Regions from separate parts of the Mus musculus genome. Here region 1 is linked to region 2. The links are chromatin contacts, found by POLR2A ChIA-PET in ENCODE. All regions are on one chromosome and are shown on one strand. Each heading gives the region's core, a stretch centred on a gene start or an enhancer-like site at or near the end of the contact. The rest is flanking DNA. Distances are from core to core; before and after follow the strand shown. Region 1 has its middle 7.6 kb from the start of Crb2. Region 2 holds the start of Pdcl (phosducin-like).

What was found. ChIA-PET counts read pairs that join two places held with the same protein, here RNA polymerase II (POLR2A).
Region 1: POLR2A ChIA-PET joins it to region 2 with 11 read pairs in Patski. The contact joins the enhancer-like site here to the promoter of Pdcl in region 2. POLR2A ChIA-PET finds 5 or more read pairs at or near these places in 2 of 5 experiments (Patski and embryonic stem cell).

Annotation. Positions count from the first base shown.
Region 1 is chr2:37,766,836-37,770,438 of GRCm38, reverse strand. No RefSeq gene overlaps it. Among named protein-coding and RNA genes, the nearest start is that of Crb2, 7.6 kb to the left of the region's middle. Within about 2 kb of position 1,297, at least 2 of the 3 ENCODE cell types and tissues checked have a DNase peak (open chromatin) inside an H3K27ac peak, as active enhancers do.
Region 2 is chr2:37,357,149-37,360,924 of GRCm38, reverse strand. It overlaps Pdcl (phosducin-like), which reads left to right and starts at 1,593. Exons shown (of 4, transcript NM_026176.3): 1 at 1,593-1,782; 2 at 3,545-3,721. The coding sequence starts at 3,550.

The DNA of each region.
Region 1 (3,603 bases), core at 48-2,547, 410 kb before region 2:
CGGGCTCAGTGCTATTCATTCACACGCTGACCTCTGAGTGCCCAAACATATGAACCTAATCATATTCGCATACATATGTGCAAAAACATGTATGTATATCTTATCTCACCCCACACTTAAATGCTCATAGACATGTAGTGACTCTAACAGAGTATCCCCAGTACTTGTATAGACAGGGCACATATGATATGGGACACTCATGAATTCCAGAAACATCTGCAGGACACATCTAAAGACTCAATCTTGATATACCCGTAGGCATATCCTCCCCCTCACCACGCATTCAGAAACACTCACATGCACGCATGCAACCTCACACAAGCAAGCGCATGTGTGCATGTACATAGCAGACCACAGAGCCGTGTGCAATAGCATCAGAATACAGCTGTACCACCTGGGTCACCCCAAGCTCTTTTGGCTGAGTCAGAGTGATAAGTTTGGCCCTGTCTCACCCCTCCAAGAGCCTGGGAGTTCCCAACAGTGAACAGTAGCCTCCTGTACAAAGGCCAAGGCCACAAGCCCTCTGGAAAGCCCCAGGGCTAGTTATTAGCAAGTGCCTAGCAGCTCGGAGGTGCAAGAGGCTCCGTTTCTCTCTCTCTCAGCTCAATGCCAGCTATCGCTGCCTGCCCATTGTATGTGATTTTGGAGAGTGGGAGAGTTGGGCAAAATGAAAACTTTGTCATCTGTTTGGGCTGAGGACTCCTCCCAGTTAGTTTGCCTTTATCTGCCTCGGATGGTCCTAATGTCCATCAGCGGCCATTAGGATCCTTGCCTGAGCCTCAGTTTCCTAATTTGGAACACTGTATGTAATCTCTTAGCATGGGGCAGGCCACAAAGTACATGGTTGGTTAAATCAAGTCACATTATTATATATAAGTGTTCCTTTGTGCACGGGACAAACTTACAACCCAGCTACAGTTGCAGGGGTCCTCCATTTCACAGCCACAGAAACTGAGGCACAGAGTCCAGGCTCGTGTTCAAGGTCACACAGATGGAGGGAGTCAGAGCTGGGGTTGGAAAGCCAGGCCTGTCTGTCTCTTTAAATCCAGCTAGGAGACTTATGCTTCCCTTTTATAGTTCAAAGCCCTCCTCCCCTCTCCCTAGAAGCGGGCCCCCTGCTAAATAAATCATCTAGGATGGGTTTCTAATTCCCAGACTTGGTTGCAAATGAATTATTCACATTGTAAGGCCTGCAAACCACAGGCTGGGCCTCATTACCCAAGAAGGGTTGCCTGCCCACAACATACCACTCCCTCTCCTGGGCAGCATGCCTGGTGGGCTGGCCAGAGAGGCTGGAGTTGGTGGGTGCCAGGGCCCTGTGCCTGTACCCTGTTCCTGCTCTGGGAACTAGGGGGTGGGGGTTGTTCCTCCCCTCAGGCCTGTGCTTTCTAATAAGCTCACTGCCCGCAGTTAAGAGTGCACAGGACTCGGGACTCAGCCAGTTGGGCTTCCATCTGGGTCAGCCTGCAGCTGTGTGAAGCCAGGCATGTAGCCTGCCCTCTTGGGGCTTCTTAGGAAGGTTGAATGGCCAGCCTACTCTGGGCTTTTCTTTTTGGGCTTATGATGTCTGGCCAAAACCCTTGTTAGACACTAGGGACTGGAGTTCTGTCCTATCAGGATGCCCAGTGTCCCAGGTGTGAGGCAGAACCCTAAGAGGGATGGAACGAACACAGTGGCACAGAACCCATGTCTAGGAAAGAGCTGCTGGAAATGCTGACCAGCAAGGCCCAGTGAGGTTGGGACTTTGCTAGGGACAGCTGGTGGCCAGTGCATAACCAATACTGAGCAAGAACGGCCAGCCTCCCTCACTTGCAAGGCACAGCTCCCAGGACCCTTGTAAGGTAGACCAATATTTTCTGCCTTCTTTGCCCCTTCCTTTCAGGCCCTCTTCTGAGGGCACAGGCCACAAGACCTACATTGAAAACATGCCTCCTCTTGACTCAAAATAGACCCTAATCCTGATCACTAATCCTGGTTCAAAGTGGAGCCCAATTCTCCTCCCAGGTGGACTGAGCCTCGATCCTGTTCAGATAGAGCCCAGACCTCCCGTGGGATGCTGAGGCCACTGGTGCCAGGGGATGCAGAGGTGGTAACCTGGGGAAAGAGGATGCAGAGTCTGGCTGAGTCAGAGCTGCAGCAGACAAACCAACAGCCAGTCAGGAAGTTAGTCTCAGGACCTCAAGGCACTCAGATGACTTTTCCAGAAATACCTCAGTGGGTTGCTTAGCTGGGAGAACCACGCAAATCAGAGCGGAGGAGGGTTAGGAGAAGCTTCATAGCTGCCACATTGTGTGCTAAGTACTGGTGTGAGACCCTGCAGTCCCTCAGGAGAGCCCCTGGGGCTCTGTCCCAACATCCTCAGGTGAGGAAATGACCAGGGACAGATAATTCACCTTTCTGCTTCAGCACTAGCCAATCAGCTCTCTTCCTGGGCTCCACCCACCCACCCATGGCCCTAAGGCCCAGGCTGTGGTGGGTCTCCACAGGCCATGCTCCGGAGCAGGTCCTGGGCAACAGGGGAGGTAAAGAGGAAGAGTGGCAGGTCATGGTAACCAAACCATCTAGTCTGTAGAAGTGGCCAGCCTCAGCCTCAGGCAAGTCACCATTTCTCCCAGGAATGCCTGGGCAAGATCACTTGGCTGTCGCCAAGCATGGCTACTTACTGTAAGCACTGAAACCGAGGCCTAGAAAGAGGATCCTACTTTTTTCCAGAACTCTAGCTATTTGCCTCCAACATCTGTCCATATCAGTGGAAGAACGAAGACCATCTCCCCCCTGATACTCCATCCATCCACCCATTAATCTGCATGACCACTTTTCCACCCAACTACCTGCCCACCATGGGCTTGCGATTGCAGAGGCAGAGTTGTGTTGGGACAACCAAGGGAGCCAATCGTTAAACAAACATGCCCACAAAACTGAATGCAGTGTATGCTAAGTGCCTGGAGAGGCTGCCGGATGTCTTCAGCATAACAAAGACTGTCTCCCCTGGGGGTGCTCTCCGGGCCCCAAGGCACTGTGAGCAGAAACACAGCAGAGACAGCCCATGGGCTTGGCCTCCAGATACAGCGGCTTCTTAAAAAAAAAAATTGGTAAGAGTCATCTAGGGAGCCAGCTGGCTTGCTGCAGCTGCATGCAGCTCATGTGACCTTTGCAAGGAGTTGGGGTCCACGGGTGTGTGGCTGGAGCAGGGGTTAAGTAGGAGGGGATCTTTGAAAGTCTGCCCCTGGAGAGTCCTCTTTGGGAGCCAGCCAGCCGGTGCCTGAAGCTTCCAGGAGAAATAAGGAATGCAGTTATTTCCGGAGGAGCGACAGCAGGAGCAGACGGCTGGAGGAGGGAACAGCAGGCAGACCAGGAAGGAAGAGTGGAAGAGAAAAAGGGGGAGACGCAGGGTGGGTGCATGGGGATTTCATGGCTTTGGGGGGGGGGCTGAGGGGGGATCAGTTCCCACCCTACACTGGTCACAACAATGAATTCCTGTGTCACTAGCCAACCATGTGCCTAGAAGGAGGGTTGGCTAGACACAGGGTCTCATCCAAGAAAGTCACTTTCGCTTGATCCCATTATACAGGCTGTAAAAGCGAGGCCAGACACTAATTCCAT
Region 2 (3,776 bases), core at 344-2,843:
CCTGTGGGCCTGCACCAGGGCACGGAACCCAGGTCCTCTGGAAGAGCATTATAGTACTAAAATGCTGAGCCATCTCTCCAGCCCCTCTCGTCCTCCACCTCCTCCACACACTTCTACAACAGAGACTGCAGCTTACACATGTTCTTGAAACTAAGCTCAAGGTCCTCAGAGCAGCAGATGGTCTTCTTGGTTGATGAAAGAACTCAGTGGGGAAACCCCCACTCAGCTCCCGATTCGGCGTGCACCCAAGAATCACGAATAGAACACAACACCTTGATGTAACAACAAGAGGTTTTTAATGGCGGAGCTCCGGGTCGAAACGTATCTCACATAACAGGAGACAGTGGATTCGACCACGAGGCTTGGAAGCTAGGGGTTTTTATAGAAAAGGAGTGGGGCTGGGGGAGGAATTGGCGCGGTTTCACATGATTGGTCCATTTAAACATCAGCAGCCTGTAACATTTAACTTAGGTCAGAGGGGTGGGAGCTAGGGAGGCGATGGGCTTGCCCGGGCATGTCCTGGTCTGTTCTGCTATGTTCTCAGCCCCAGGTTTCAAAGCTCAGAAACAACTCTTTGGGCTATTTAACATACATTACATGAATTACAGTTTTATTTCCTTTCAGTTGACATCTTTCCAAAGAGACGGTCCAGGAAAAGCCCCAGGTCCCATTTGAGTTTTTCTCCACTCCAGCTCTTGCCTAGCCCTCAGGTTAGGTCTCCAGGTTAACTTGGGGGCACTGGGCACCCTTCAACCTGGGGGCCACAGTATGTTATCCCTGCACAGAACTTGCATGGCAGGGGTAGCAGTGGGGGTGGGATGGCATGGGGAGGTACCTTGCATTTCTGAGTCTAGCCCAAATACTAGCCCAATCCTGGGCCAAATGGGTGGACGTTGGAAGCTTAGTCAGGTCTGATGGCTCATCCAGCTCTCCCACTCCATCACCCCCACCACCCAGTTGGGGCAAGAAGATGAAATTCTAAAATGTGAACATAGACAAATTTGCAGTAACATCTAGGTGGTCCTAGAAACAGGAATCAAGAAACCCCCTTTTCAAATTAAGAGCCCTATCTTAAACGCTGCATTTTATACAAATCGAGCAAATTTGATATGTTTTAATTAGCACACGGTTTAATTTGCAATCTCACAGTTGTGTACAAGACACGCCAACTAAGCAGTTTGAAATCATTTGAGGTTTAACAAAAGTTTTCAAACATAGGGTAGTTTCCTTGACTTTTTTTTTAATCTAGAATTTTCAAAGGTAATCATTATACATAACTGTTGTAAACTCTGTAAACTACAGAGTCAACTATTTGACTAACATTAGTTGATAAGAGTTATTCAAATTTCTTCAGTTGTCCATGCTCGTTTCCAGTCCAGCAATCCAATTCAGGTTGTCATACAACTTCTGTTCTTTGAGTTACTTATTCTTGAAGAAGTTAATGTTTTCGAGTTATTTTTCGCCTTAATATTCCTTTGTAATTTGTCTCGAAACTTGGAACGTAAGTTAATAAAAATTTCATATTTAACTAGAAATACACATCTACGAGTTTTGTCCTAAGCTAAGACCCGTAGCTCCTCCTCAGACGCCGAGATAAGCTTCTTGTGATTGGGTAGCGTGCGTCCGCCGCGACGCCGGAAGGCCGTGTGATTGGTCCGCAGAGTCCACGGCAGCTTTTTCTCTGTCGCTCAAGGCTTTCGGCCACTTCTCTTTCTCTAGGCGAGCGTCCTTTGTTGGTGACAGGAGCTGCTAGTCTAGAAGGAGCAGACTGAGCGAGGCGAGGTAACTAACTGCGCAGGCGTCGGCAAGGAGGAAGCGGCGGGCCTAGACATGGGTGGGGCAGGAGTTTACGCGCCTTGGGCGAACTACTTTGCTTCCCGGCTCCTGGATCCCAATTCCTCTGTACTTCTCAAATTCCTTTGGAGACTCGGAGCGTCCCTCCTCAGTACCGCCCTCTTCACTGTGCCCTCCCCTGCCCTGTCCTCCTCGCTACTCCGCCTCCTCAGCCCCACCTTCCTTATGGCTCCGCCTTCTCCACTCCGTCCTTACAGCTCTGCTTTACTTAACATCCTGTCCCTGCCCTTTTGTCCCATAAGCTCCGCCTTCCTGGAAGCTTAGCCCCGCCCTTCTGTGTTCCACTTGTGCAGCCCTGTCTTCTTCACTGTCCTACTTTCTCTTAACACTCTTAACTGCCTCTCTTGGAAGCCTTTCACTGGCCCTGCCCATATCACTGCTCCTCCTTTTCTGTGCCTCTCCTTAGCTCCACCCTCTTCATGATCCTCCACCTCTTCAAGTTTACTATCCCCACTTGAGGTTTACTTTCTGCACTGCGGGTGCATGCCACTTCTGTCTGCCAGTGTTCTCACCTCTCAGCAGCCCAGTCTCCTCAGTACACTCCTCCTCTTCTGGCCCCGTTTTTCACTCATCGGACCGAGTTGTGGCCCTCTGGCACATCCCAGACAAGGAAATTGTAAAAGTTTTCTTCCTTCCCCTGGTGCTGGCACTTTCCTCTTGGTTGCTGTTCAGCGTGCACAGTGCTCTGTCCTGACTGGAATCTGCTGTGTGGGAGAGAGGTAAATTGTAATAGAGTAAATACCATATGTTAAGTCTCTTCTGAAGGCAGCGCAGTGTTGATATTTGGTATGCTTAGAGGAAGGACGTTTTTGTTTGTTTGTTTTTGTTTTTGACTAGTCATTCCTGCCGGAGTCTTTTTTTAATTTATTTTAATTAATTAATTAATTTTTTTTTTTTTTTTTTTTTTTTTTTTTGAGACAGGGTTTCTCTGTGTATCCCTGGCTGTCCTGGAACTCACTCTGTAGACCAGGCTGGCCTCGAACTCAGAAATCTGCCTGCCTCTGTTTCCCAAATGCTGGGATTAAAGGCGTGGGCCACCACTGCCCTGCGCTACTGGAGTCTTAAACAGACTTCTAAAGCACTGAACTGTACCTTTTCCCAAAACATCTGGGTCCTAGGTGTTCTTTAACCATCTGGCTCTTATTTAAGTTTTGTCGTGGAGACTTGCTGGTTATAATTGGTCCAGCTTGAGACCATGTATCTAGGCTCTTAGTGAGGCAAGGAGTGAATGACTTAGTTTCAACAGTATACCTACCCTTGGTAGTCCCTTTTGAAGTTTTCCCTGAGGACTTTCTCCCAATTTGTTAGCAGTCTTAAAACTAAAAGTGTATACGAATAAAAACCACACCAAAAGATTCCTCTTACCCAGTTCACACAAGTAGACAGTAATGCCCCTCTCAGGCTCCTGGAAGTCATACATCAGTGGGTCTGTTAACAGCTTCAGCCTTTGTTGCAAAGCTCAGCAAAGAAATGTGCCTTATCTAAGCCTTGTTTTTGCCTGCTATAACAAAAGCCTGGTAAACTATGGCATAGATCCAGGGTTGGGGTTTGTTGAGATTCTGCTTATGAAAACACCTTTAGATTCTTATAAAGTTCTGGGAAGTCAGTCCAAGTGTACCTTGTATGGTTCAGATTCATGTCTTCCTTGCTCAAGCTAGCAAAAAATCCTTGATACATTTTTCTTTTCCAGGCACCATGACAACCCTGGATGATAAGTTACTGGGGGAGAAATTACAGTACTACTACAGCACCAGCGAGGATGAGGACAGTGACCATGAAGACAAAGACAGAGGCAGGGGAGCACCAGCCATTAGTTCCACACCTGCAGAGGCTGAGCTGGCAGGCGAAGGCATCTCCATCAATACAGGTACTGGAAGGCTCTGAGCTCTAGAAATGGACTCAAAAAAATGTCCTTTAAAGTG